Linked DNA regions of Homo sapiens: region 2 is linked to region 1. Evidence: chromatin loops called from intact Hi-C (ENCODE). Cell type or tissue: left ventricle myocardium inferior. All regions are shown on one strand. Links, peaks and the distances in the headings refer to the core of each region. The heading gives the core; the rest is flanking DNA.

Region 1 (5,370 bases), core at 275-5,274:
AGTTCATGGTTAGCCAATCTGCAAGCATCACAGCTCTCTCCCACAGCCTGCCCCACTCGTGGGGTAGCAGAATGCACCACCAGCCACTACCTAATGTTCTGTGCATGGGGGCCTCCATTCTCCCTAAACACACCAGCCTTCCAGGACAGTGCCTGCCCCTTCAAGCCTTGCACTCACATTACTTCTGATGACCACTCCCTCAAAACACAGATACCTGTGTTATCTGCTTGGTCTGGGTGTGTGTGTGTGTGTGTGTGTGTGTGTGTGGTGGTGGTGGTCAGGAAGAGGGTTGAATTCACCTGTGGCTCCTACTGAGTACCTTGAACAATCATCCCATCAGGGCCCAGGGGCCTACAGTGGCCCCAACTTTTCGCAGCAGCCAGCCCCCTCCCACCATTGGCCCCAGCCTCTTCTGCCTTTAAGGCCTTCAGCATAGTGTCTGGTCAACCAAGCGCACCAGTCTTGTTTTCAATGTGGTTGTGAATTTTAAAAACATATTTTTTGTCCCCTTAGAGGATTTGGGATGATGGGGGAGGCTTCAGTGTGAGTCACCTGCTACCCCATCCCTTTCTATTTCTTGCATGCCTCTGGGCATCTTAATCTCTGCAGCCTGAGGTGCTGGGCATCAGCCCTGGAGTCAAGCTGAGCCTGGACTGCACCTTCTCAGCATGACTTTTCACAGAATTGAAAGAGTCTAGGCCAGGCACGGTGGCTCACACCTCTAATCCCAGCACTTTGGAAGGCCAAGGCGGGTGGATCACCTGAGGTCAGGAGTTCGAGACAAGCCTGGCTAACACAGTGAAACCTCGTCTCTACTGAAAATACAAAAAATTAGCCGGGCCTGGTGGCGGGCACCTGTAGTCCCAGCTACTCAGGAGGCTGAGGCAGGAGAATGGTGTGAACCTGGGAGGCGGAGCTTGCAGTGAGCCAAGATCGTGCCACTGCACTCCAGCCTTTGCGACAGAGCGAGACTGTCTCAGAAAAGAAAGAAAGAAAGAAAGAAAGAGTCTATGTGGGCTGGGCGCTGTGGCTCATGCCTGTAATCCCAGCACTTTGGGAGGCCGAGTCAGGTGGATCACCTGAGGTCAGGAGTTCAAGAACAGCCTGGCCAACATGGTGAAACCCTGTCTCTATTAAAAATACAAAAATTAGCCAGGCGTGGTGGCTCACACCTGTAGTCCCAGCTACTTGGGAGGCTGAGGCAGGAGAATCGCTTGAACTTGGGAGGGGCTGAGGTTGTGGTGAGCAGAGATGGCACCATTGCACTCCAGCCTGGGCGATAGAGTGAGACTCCATCTCAAAAACAAAGAAAACGTCTATGTGGACCTTATTTCATCCTCACCAGGATTCATGACGTGATGAAGTGTCTGGCATCTGCTCAATATATGTAGGATCCTCTCCCCATTTCTCCCTTGCCACCGCCGTAGAAAGTCAACTCCTTCCCTGGTGTCTGTTTGCAGTTAGCAGTCTAGGCAGTGAGTCCTGTAGGGGACAGAAGAGATAGACTACCCGGGGGGCTGGAGTCGTCGGGGACCTTTTGGCGGAAGGGACAGGCGGGCAGGGCCTTCAAGGAAGAACAGGCTTGAAATAAGTGGTGAGGGAAGGAAGAGATTCAGGCTGGAGGTGGGGGCAGGCGGGAAAGACAGACCAAGGTGAGGTGTGGGAATGTCAGGGAAAACCATCGTCTGCTTTGTTTAGGCAGAGGTCAGGGTCTCAAATGCCATAGGGGGCCAGGAGGTGACAAACCTGGGACCAGGGCTGGGTCTGAGGGCGGGGGGACTGAATCCTGGGGCAGGATGCTTAGTCAGGTTACTGCCCAACCAGCCCAGCCGTCTGTGCCCACCTTCTGAGGACTTGCGGTGGAGGATATAAAAGTACCCTGAAAAAATACAGTGAGCCGCCAAAGTGCTTCTGAGGGCTGCCAGCTTGCAACCTCTGGCGTGTGTGGGCGCTCAGTGCTGGGACCATGGGAGGGGCCTGCAGCAAATGGAACCTACCATGAGAACAGGGACCCATGGATGTCTTTGGGCACCTGCCTTCCTCCTAGCCAGGCCTGCGCAAAACCCCAGCCACCCCCCAGTCTGTCTCTGAGGCCTCAAATGCCCACAGCACTTTGCTCTTTTAGGTGAAGTCACAGCTCTGGTGATTCATCTTGCCCCCCGGCCAACCAAGTGGTTGAGGCCCCCAGGGCCTGCCCACAGGAGCTTCCAGAACGTGCCTGGGGTCAGAAAGAGATGCTGATCATTAGGAACATCCTTATGGGACCAGAACATGGGGCAGGTCTGGTCTGGGTGGTGACTGCAGGCCCCAAGAGAGGTCCCTCCAGGGAGGCAGTGAGGACTTAAGCATCCAGAGCCGGTCCTCTGGCATCATCCAGTGGCCATTTGTGTGAATTGCAGCCCCACACCACTGCCTGATCATTCTCCAAGGAGCCAAAACTACCAGGAGTAGCAGAAAACCAGGGTGAGAATACAAGATTTCTGCCCACAGCCTGTTTGCATCTCCTCAGCCCTGCTTCTTTCTAAATTTTAAGGAGACTGATTATTGCTGGGTTCCTTTAGGCCCCGACCTGTGAGTACAAGCCAGCCTTGCCAAATCTAATCAAGGACTTTTTTTTTTTTTTTGTAATTTTATCCAAATTGCCAACTGGGCAGAGACGATTCCTGAACAGGCAATTTGGCTACTATTTGTACATATTTCTACCCTTAAGAGTCATCTTGTTACAGCCCTGGCATAAACTGGCTTAGGGCCTGTAAGAGCCCAGAGGAAAAGAGTCTTTTTTGGACTGTAGCGCGTGAAGACCCAGCCTCTCCCTCTCCAAAGCCGCAGGGCACCCTCAGCCTAGCCCCCCAGGCCTGGGCAGCTCTGGATAAAGGTAACACTGCAAAAGCTGCTGCTGACACAGCCCACACTGCCTCCCTGCTGCAGGGAAGTCAGAGCCAGGGCTTGTGCAGAAAGCGCCGGTAAAGACAGGTGAGCGGCAGGTGCAAAGCCGCAGGAGAGAGGCATGCGAAGAGCCCCAGGAGCCCCGAGCGCCGGGGAGATGGGGAGGGCCAGGTCCTGAAGGGTCTTCTTCCAGTGCTAAGCTAAGGAGATCCCACTTCATCCCCAACGTGACAGGGAGCTGTGGGTGGGCTAGAGGTGCAGCCCGAGGCCCAGCTGAAACCTGCACAAAGCCCTGGCTTGGAAGCAGAGCGACTTTCCTCTTCAGGCCTCCTTAAGGTCTTGCTGGTAGTGCATGCTTGAGGTTTGTGGCTGGGGACAAGAAGGTTTCTGCTGGTCAAGGGTGAGCCCCCTACCCTGGTAGGCTGCTCACGGGTCCTCAGTCTGGCTGGCGCCCTGGGCCCATCAGACATTTGTCCACAGCAGCCCGGGGCGTAAGGGGAAGAAGAGCTGGCCCAGGAGGGCAAGAAGAGCAGGTAGGGAATGGGGCCCTTCCCCCTTCTTTCCCCACAGCTGCCTGTACCCATGCACGCCCCATCATAAGCACGCGCGAGCAGTCATTTGAAGGGGGCTGTGCTGCCACCTGGTGGCCACACCAGGACAATGTCCCTGGAAGGACTCCAAGTTCCTGTGGAAGGCCCCTCTTCCCCATTTAGGACTCCCTCCCCTGAGCCCACCGCCTTGCTTTACAGATGAAGTCAGTTCCCTCAATCAAGCAGCAACATTCTGGAATAAATGTCCCTATTTCCTTCAACCCTTTCTCATGGATGCTGACCCACTCTCATTTGTCAGCAGAGGAAGTCGGCTCAGAGAACAGTCACACAGCAAGTCGATGGCAGCGCCAGGCCCTGTCCTGCAGACTCCTTGTCCCTCTCTCCTCTGAAGCAAACTCTGGGGGCTGAGCTCCCACCCCAGCCTTGCTTGCTGTGTGGCTTGGGGCTTGCCAATGAGCCTCTCTGAGTCCTGGTTTCCTGGGGTTGACACCATGATGCAGGGTATAGGAAGGGTTAAATGAGGCGCAGGTGTAACAGAATCGGGTGCACATGCAAAAACTCAGATGTGCAAATAACTGTTCCCTATTAACTACAACTAATCACTTTTTTTAATTGCCAATTAAAATGAACTCAGTCTTTCCATTAAAGCGGTCTTTGGTTGAACTCAGGCTCTTTCGGGGAAGCATTGAGTCGTTCAAAGTTTCCATGCCCTGGAGGGGCTGATGATCCCTCTGTGCTTGAGAGGGTCTCCCTCATTTCCTTCCCTGCCACGGGCACATCTGGATCCAGGAGCTGGCTTCTGCTTCAGGGCCTGGCCGTGCTGCCTTGTTTCGCCGGGTGGGCCTCCGCCCTGCCTGCTGAAGCTCCTGAAGCTCGGCGAGGGGCCTGCTCCTGAGGCCCAGCCTGGGCCCCAGGGGTGCTCTGAGCCCCTCAGGTCTGGCTGCAGCTCCCATCTGACCCCAGACCGCATGGTCCCCCGCAGCCCTCAGCCCCAGCTCACTTCGCCAAGCAGGCAGTTGCCCACCAAAGTTCTTGACCGTGGTTCCTCCACAAGCACACAGAATCCCCTGGATTTTTCCTTTCCAGGCTGAGGAAGAGCAGGGGGCCTTGGGGCTCTACCTGGGGCTCACCTGCTCAACCTCTCTCATGCCATGCAGAACCAGCCCCTCACCAGCTGGGGTTTCTGTGGGATTCCTGTTCTCTTGCTCATACCCCCCAACACATACAACTACTATTGAACCAAGACAAATGGGGGTCACTTCCCAGGGCCCTGGCTCATCCTCCAACAGCGTGGCCCCTCCGAGGCTCTCCTCCCACCTAGGACCAGGGGCAGATTACAGTCTAGTGGGACCTTTCCCCAGGTCATCTCCTTCCTCCCTACCCCATGGACTTCCTGTCCTGGATGACACCTGCCCTACCTTCCCATGGGGTGGTGGGGGTCATCACTTGGCCTGATTGGCAGGAGTGCAGGGAAGAAAACTGAGGCAACAGGAGTTGTCTACAAAGTGCTGTCTCCATTGCATATGTAAGCGCCAGGCCAGTCACACGGTGGAAGATCAATTCGCTCATATCCCCTTCTCCTCACCCTCCTTGGCCCCAAGACTGACAACTGAGGCCACCTCAGTGGCTGGGCCTGCCCCTCTGGCCTCTAAGAATTGGCCTGCTCTGGCCTGACCCTTTCTGCCTGTCCTGTGGTTTTGCTGCAAGCTGAGCATCTGGCACCCACCTCGGATGGAAGCCCAGCTCCTGACCCCAGGCCCTGCTTTACCCAGGAACACCTGGGCCCCAAGAGAATGCCAGGCCAGACGACAGTGCCAGGAGGCCACAAGCGCAGCCCCAGCATGGCCACCGCCTAGGGCAGCCCCAGCAGGCCTGGCCACACAGAGATGGTTCGTGCCATCCCTAACCAGGAACAGCTCCAGAGGGTGGTTCT
Region 2 (5,370 bases), core at 216-5,215, 260 kb before region 1:
GGACTCTCAGGGCCATGAAACGACTCTGTATGATGTTACAGTGGTGGATGCATGTCATTATACATTTGTCCAAACCTATAGAATGTACAACACCAAGAGTGAACCCTAATGTAAAACTGTAGACTCTGGGAGATAATGATGTGTCAATGTAGCTTCATCAATTATAACAAATGTACCATCTGGTGGAGTTTGCTGTTAATGGGGGAGGATGTACATGTGTGTTTGCGGGGGAGGGGGTGTATGGGAACTCTCTGTATTTTCCTCTCAATTTTGCTGTGAACCTACAGCTGCCGTAAAAAAAAAAAAAGTCTTAATGGCCAAGAAACACATGAAAAAATGCTCAACATCACTCATCATCTGGGAAATGCAAATTAAAACCACAACGAGAGACCACCTTACCCCAGCCAGAATGGTCATTATTAAGAAGTCAAAAACAATAGGTGCTGGCATGGATGTGGGGAAAAGGGAATGCTAATACACTGCTGGTGGGAATGCAAATTAATACAACCTCTATGGAAATGAGTATGGAGAGTCCTTAAAGAACTAAAAGTAAGGCCAGGCACGGTGGCTCACACCTGTAATCCCAGCACTTTGGGAGGCCTGGGCGGGCAGATCACCTGAAGTCTTGAGTTTCAGACCAGCCTGACCACCATGGAGAAACCCCTTCTCTACTAAAAATACAAAAAATTAGCCGGGTGTGGTGGCGCATGCCTGTAATCCCAGCTACTCGGGAGGCTGAGGTAGGATAATTACCTGAACATGGGAAGCGGAGGTTGCGGTGAGCCGAGATCACACCATGGCACTCCAGCCTGGGCAACAAGAGCGAAACTCCGTCTCAAAAAAAAAAAAAAAAAAGAACTAAAAGTAGATCTACTATTCAATCCAGCAACCCCATTACTGGGTACCTACCCAAAGGAAAAGCAGTCATTATATCAAAAAGATACCTGGGGCTGGGCACGGTGGTTCATGTCTATAATCCCAACACTTTGGGAGGCTGAGGTGGGCACATCATTTGAGGTCAAGAGTTCGAGACCAGCTTGGACAACATGGTGAAACCCATCTCTACTAAATATACAAAACTTAGCCAGCGTGGTGGCATGTGCCTGTAGTCCCAGCTACTCAGGAGGCTGAGGCAGGAGAATTACTTTAACCTGGGAGGAGGAGGTTGCAGTGAGCCAAAATCACACCACTACATTCCAGCCTAGGTGACAGAGCGAGACCCTATCTCCAAAAAATTAAAAAAAAAAAAAAAAAAAGACGCCTGCACAGGTATGTTTATCTCAGCGCAATTCACAATTGCAAAGATATGAAGCCAACCTAAGTGCTCATCGACCAATCAATGGAAAAAGAAAATGTGGTATATATACACCATGGAATACTACTCAGCCATAAAAAAGAATGAAATAATGTCCTTTACAGCAACTTGAATGGAACTGGAGGCCATTATTCTAAGTGAAGTAACTCCGGAATGGAAAATCAAATAACATGTGTTCTTGCTTATGAGTGGGAGCTAAGGTATAAGTGTCCAAAGGCATACGGAATGGTATAATGGCCTTTGGAGACTCAGAAGGTGGAATGGGGAGGAAGGTGAGGGATAAATAAACTATGTATTGGGTACAATGTACACTAATGCGGTGACAGGTGCACTAAAATCCCAGACTCCACCACTATACAGTCTATCCATGTAACCAAGCTATTGAAATACAAATAAATAAATAAATAATCTTTTTCTTTTCTCTTTTTTTTTTTTTTTTGAGATGGAGTTTCACTGTCATTGCCCAGTCTGGAGTGCAGTGGCGTGATCTTGGCTCAACCTTTACCTCCCAGGTTCAAGCGATTCTCCAGCCTCAGCCTCCTGAGTAGCTGGGATTACAGGCGCCTGCCACCATGCCCAGTTAATTTTTTGTATTTTTAGTAGAGATGGGGTTTCACCATGTTGGCCAGGCTGTTCTCAAACACCTGACCTAAGGTGGTCCGCCTGCCTCGGCCTCCAAAAGTGCTGGGATTACAGGCATGAGCCACCACGCCCGGCCTTTTTTTCTTTTCAGAGACAGGGTCTCACTCTGTCACCCAGGCTGGAGTGTAGTGGCATGACTGTGGCTCACTGCAACCCCAAACTCCTGAGGTCAAGTGATCCTCCTGCTTCAACCTCCCAAAGTGCTGGGATTAGATTACAGGTGTAATCCACCATGCCTGACCTTTTTTTTATTTTTTTTATTTTTTTTTAAAGTAACTATAAGCTGGGCACAGTGGATCATGCCTGTAATCCCAACACTCTGGGAGGCCGAGGCAGGTGGGTTGCTTGAGCCCAGGAGTTTGAGACCAGCCTGGGCATGTGATGAAACCCTGTCTTTACAAAAAATGCAAAAATTCACCAGGCACGGTGGCATACACCTGTGGTCCCAGCACTTGGGAGGCTGAAGTGGGAGGATCCCTTGCACCTGGGAGGCAGAGGTTGCAGTGAGCCCAAATTACACTCCAGCCTGGGTGACAGAGCCAGGCCCTGTCTCAAGTAAATAGATAAATAAAGTAACTATAGTTCTTTAAGATCATCAAATAGCTCACTGGAGAATCACATTGTTCCAAATGGCATGTGTGTGTGTACATAATATATAGACATGTATATAATATGCAATACATACAGTTGAATTGGGATCCAGATAAGGCCCAGCACTGTAATTGATTGATATTTATATTTCTCATTTAGTCTATAGGCTCCTGGTTCCTTTCTCATTGATGCATTGCCATTTATTTGTTGAGGAAGCCAGCTGTTCTCCCTGGAGGGTCTCTGGCAGTCTGGATTTGTGCTGATTGCACCTCTGTGGTGGTGTTTCATGTGCTCCTCTGTCTCCTGTATTTTCTGCACTTTGCTGATTGGGTCTAGTTCTTACTCAGATTCAGGTTCCATTAGCTTTGATGTGAATAGCTCAGAGGCAATACTGTGCTTGTCCACTGGGAGGCTTTTCTGTCTGTGATGTTAGTAGCTGGACGCCTTAATTCAGTGCGGTCTCCATCTCTGCCTGCTCCTGGTTTGTTACAGGCAGACCTAGGCTGCTTGCCTGTGAGACGTTTCTGGACCTCTACAGGGTGGGGGTGGTGTGCAGGTTCTCAAAGGCTGTGCTTATTCTCCCCAATGTTATGAGTTCCCAAGACTGATGAACGGGACCACAGGAGGGCTCTGCAGCCAGGACTCTATCACTCAGAAGTCAGAGATGGGGGCTTCTCTCCCAGCGCTCAAGAATGGGTGGTATGTTGACAGGTCAAGGTGAGAGACAGGGCACTCGGGGCAAGGGAAACTCCTCATTGGCTTTGCCTGTGGTCCTCAAGGGGACCCACTGGACTGCCTGGTGTGTATAGAACCTGTTCTCCTGCCCATTAACCCAGTGGCCTGTGCCACTTGGAGTCACGCTGACTGGTGGGTGGTTTATAGTAGTAGAGGGACCTGGCTTTGAGTCCCAGCTCTACCTTTTTTTTTTTTTTTTTTTTTTTGAGACGGAGTTTCACTCTTGTCGCCCAGACTGGAGTGCGATCTCAGCTCACTGCAACCTCAGCCTCTTGGGTTCAAGCAATTCTCCTGCCTCAGCCTCCTGAGTAGCTGGGATTACAGGCATGTGCCACCAAGCCTGGCTAATTTTTGTATTTTTAGTAGAGACGGGGTTTCACCATGTTGGCCAGGCTGGTCTCAAACTTCTGACCTCAGGTGATCCACCTGCCTTGGCCTCCCAAAGTGCTGGGATGACCTCAGGTGATCCACCTGCCTTGGCCTCCGAAAGTGCTGGGATTACAGGAGTGAGCCACCGCGCCCGGCCAGCTCTACCTTTTACTGGTTTTGTGACCTTGGGCAAATGCATAGTTATCTGCAATTTTTCATTCCCTCATCTATAAAATGGGTATGATATTTGCACACATACATCCAGGGCTTATTTCGTGCCAGATCTGGTTTTGAGTACTTTACATATATGACTCATATTGAGTTTTCCCAGTGAGCCTATGAAGTAGCTACTACTATCTTACCCATTTTATAGATGAGGAAACTGAGGCCTAAACACATTACACCTAGGGAATGACTAAACTGAGAAACAAACCCTATCTGACCAGAGCTCACGTTCTGGATGCTACTCTAGGCATTACCCCTCTAAGCCTGTTTCACTCTCTGCAGAATGAGAGTGGTAACAGTACTTACCTCTTCTGGCTGACTTGAGGGACCCATAATACAATGCCTGCCAGGCACTCCATTCAGTACCTGCCACACAGTAGTCACTTGGCACATGTTGGCTACTATTATCCTGTTCCCAGGCCCCAGGCTCATCCTTTGTTTCCATGTTTGGCTAAACGTCATCTGCCTGGGGCACGTCCTTCTTCCTCTGGCTATTTTTAATTCCATTTCCTCGGAATTCTGGATTCTATATGTGAGTATCAGTGGTTATTTTCAGATCATGTGGGAAGGCCAGGGGTTTAGGGAGATGTGGCAGCTTCTCAGATGAGAGTAACTAGGAATACTGTGTTTATTCTGCAGAACACACTGACCCTGTGCCTCTGCTGGGAGAGTGGCTCACTTTCCATCTCCTGGGGACAGAGTCCAGCTTCATCAGAGTGGCTGGGATGGTGTCTACTGGGAAAGGGCATGGGGACAAGGTGTGGTGGGTACCCCGAAGGCTTCCTGAGAAGCACCAGGACAGGGCAGCAGGCAAGGTGGGAGGGTGGGCAACAGACCCTTGGATGCTCTGCTGTTTTATCCTCACATACTCTCAGGTATGGGGAAAACCAGGTGTGGTAGCCTCGAGAAGACGGGCCTGGGCCCTCTTGGCCCTAGGAGAAAGGACTTTTGGCAGAAGCCCCAGATACAGGACTGGAAATCAAGGCAGACACTATTGGTTGCTTTCCTAATACCTATTCCCTTTGTGCTTAAAAAAAAAAAAAAGATTCATGTGGGGAAAAGCAAGAGAGATCAGATTGTTACTGTGTCTGTGTAGAAAGAAGTAGACATGGGAGACTCCATTTTGTTATGTACTAAGAAAAATTCTTCTGCCTTGAGATTCTATGACCTTACCCCCAACCCCGTGCTCTCTGAAACATGTGCTGTGTCAAACTCAGGGTTAAATGGATTAAGGGCGGTGCAAGATGTGCTTTGTTAAACAAATGCTTGAAGGCAGCATGCTCCTTAAGAGTCATCACCACTCCCTAATCTCAAGTACCCAGGGACACAAAAACTGCGGAAGGCCGCAGGGACCTCTGCCTAGGAAAGCCAGGTATTGTCCAAGGTTTCTCCCCATGTGACAGTCTGAAATATGGCCTCGTGGGAAGAGAAAGACCTGACCGTCCCCCAGCCCGACAGCAAGGGTCTGTGCTGAGGAGGATTAGTATAAGAGG

Evidence for each region. A loop is a pair of places that touch in the nucleus more often than their neighbours do. Peaks named below come from ENCODE experiments on the same cell type or tissue, not always from the same donor. Only the 100,000 strongest peaks of a DNase experiment are listed, where the experiment ranks them.
Region 2: a loop joins it to region 1, with 3 times the contacts of the local background. A loop is called at or near these places in 20 of 110 quality-filtered maps.

What each region holds. Positions count from the first base shown.
Region 1 is chr17:17,353,248-17,358,617 of GRCh38, reverse strand. No RefSeq gene overlaps it. Among named protein-coding and RNA genes, the nearest start is that of NT5M, 53 kb to the right of the region's middle. RefSeq lists enhancers at 2,681-3,181, 3,182-3,682. In left ventricle myocardium inferior, for the core only: CTCF peaks have their summits at 2,169, 2,387, 3,343 and 3,543 (motif pointing left); DNase peaks (open chromatin) are centred at 2,357 and 3,517.
Region 2 is chr17:17,611,442-17,616,811 of GRCh38, reverse strand. No RefSeq gene overlaps it. Among named protein-coding and RNA genes, the nearest start is that of PEMT, 22 kb to the right of the region's middle. RefSeq lists silencers at 2,823-3,117, 3,734-3,890 and an enhancer at 3,195-3,811. In left ventricle myocardium inferior, for the core only: CTCF peaks have their summits at 2,729 and 2,936; no DNase peak of the experiment used is centred there; H3K27ac peaks cover 1,031 bases.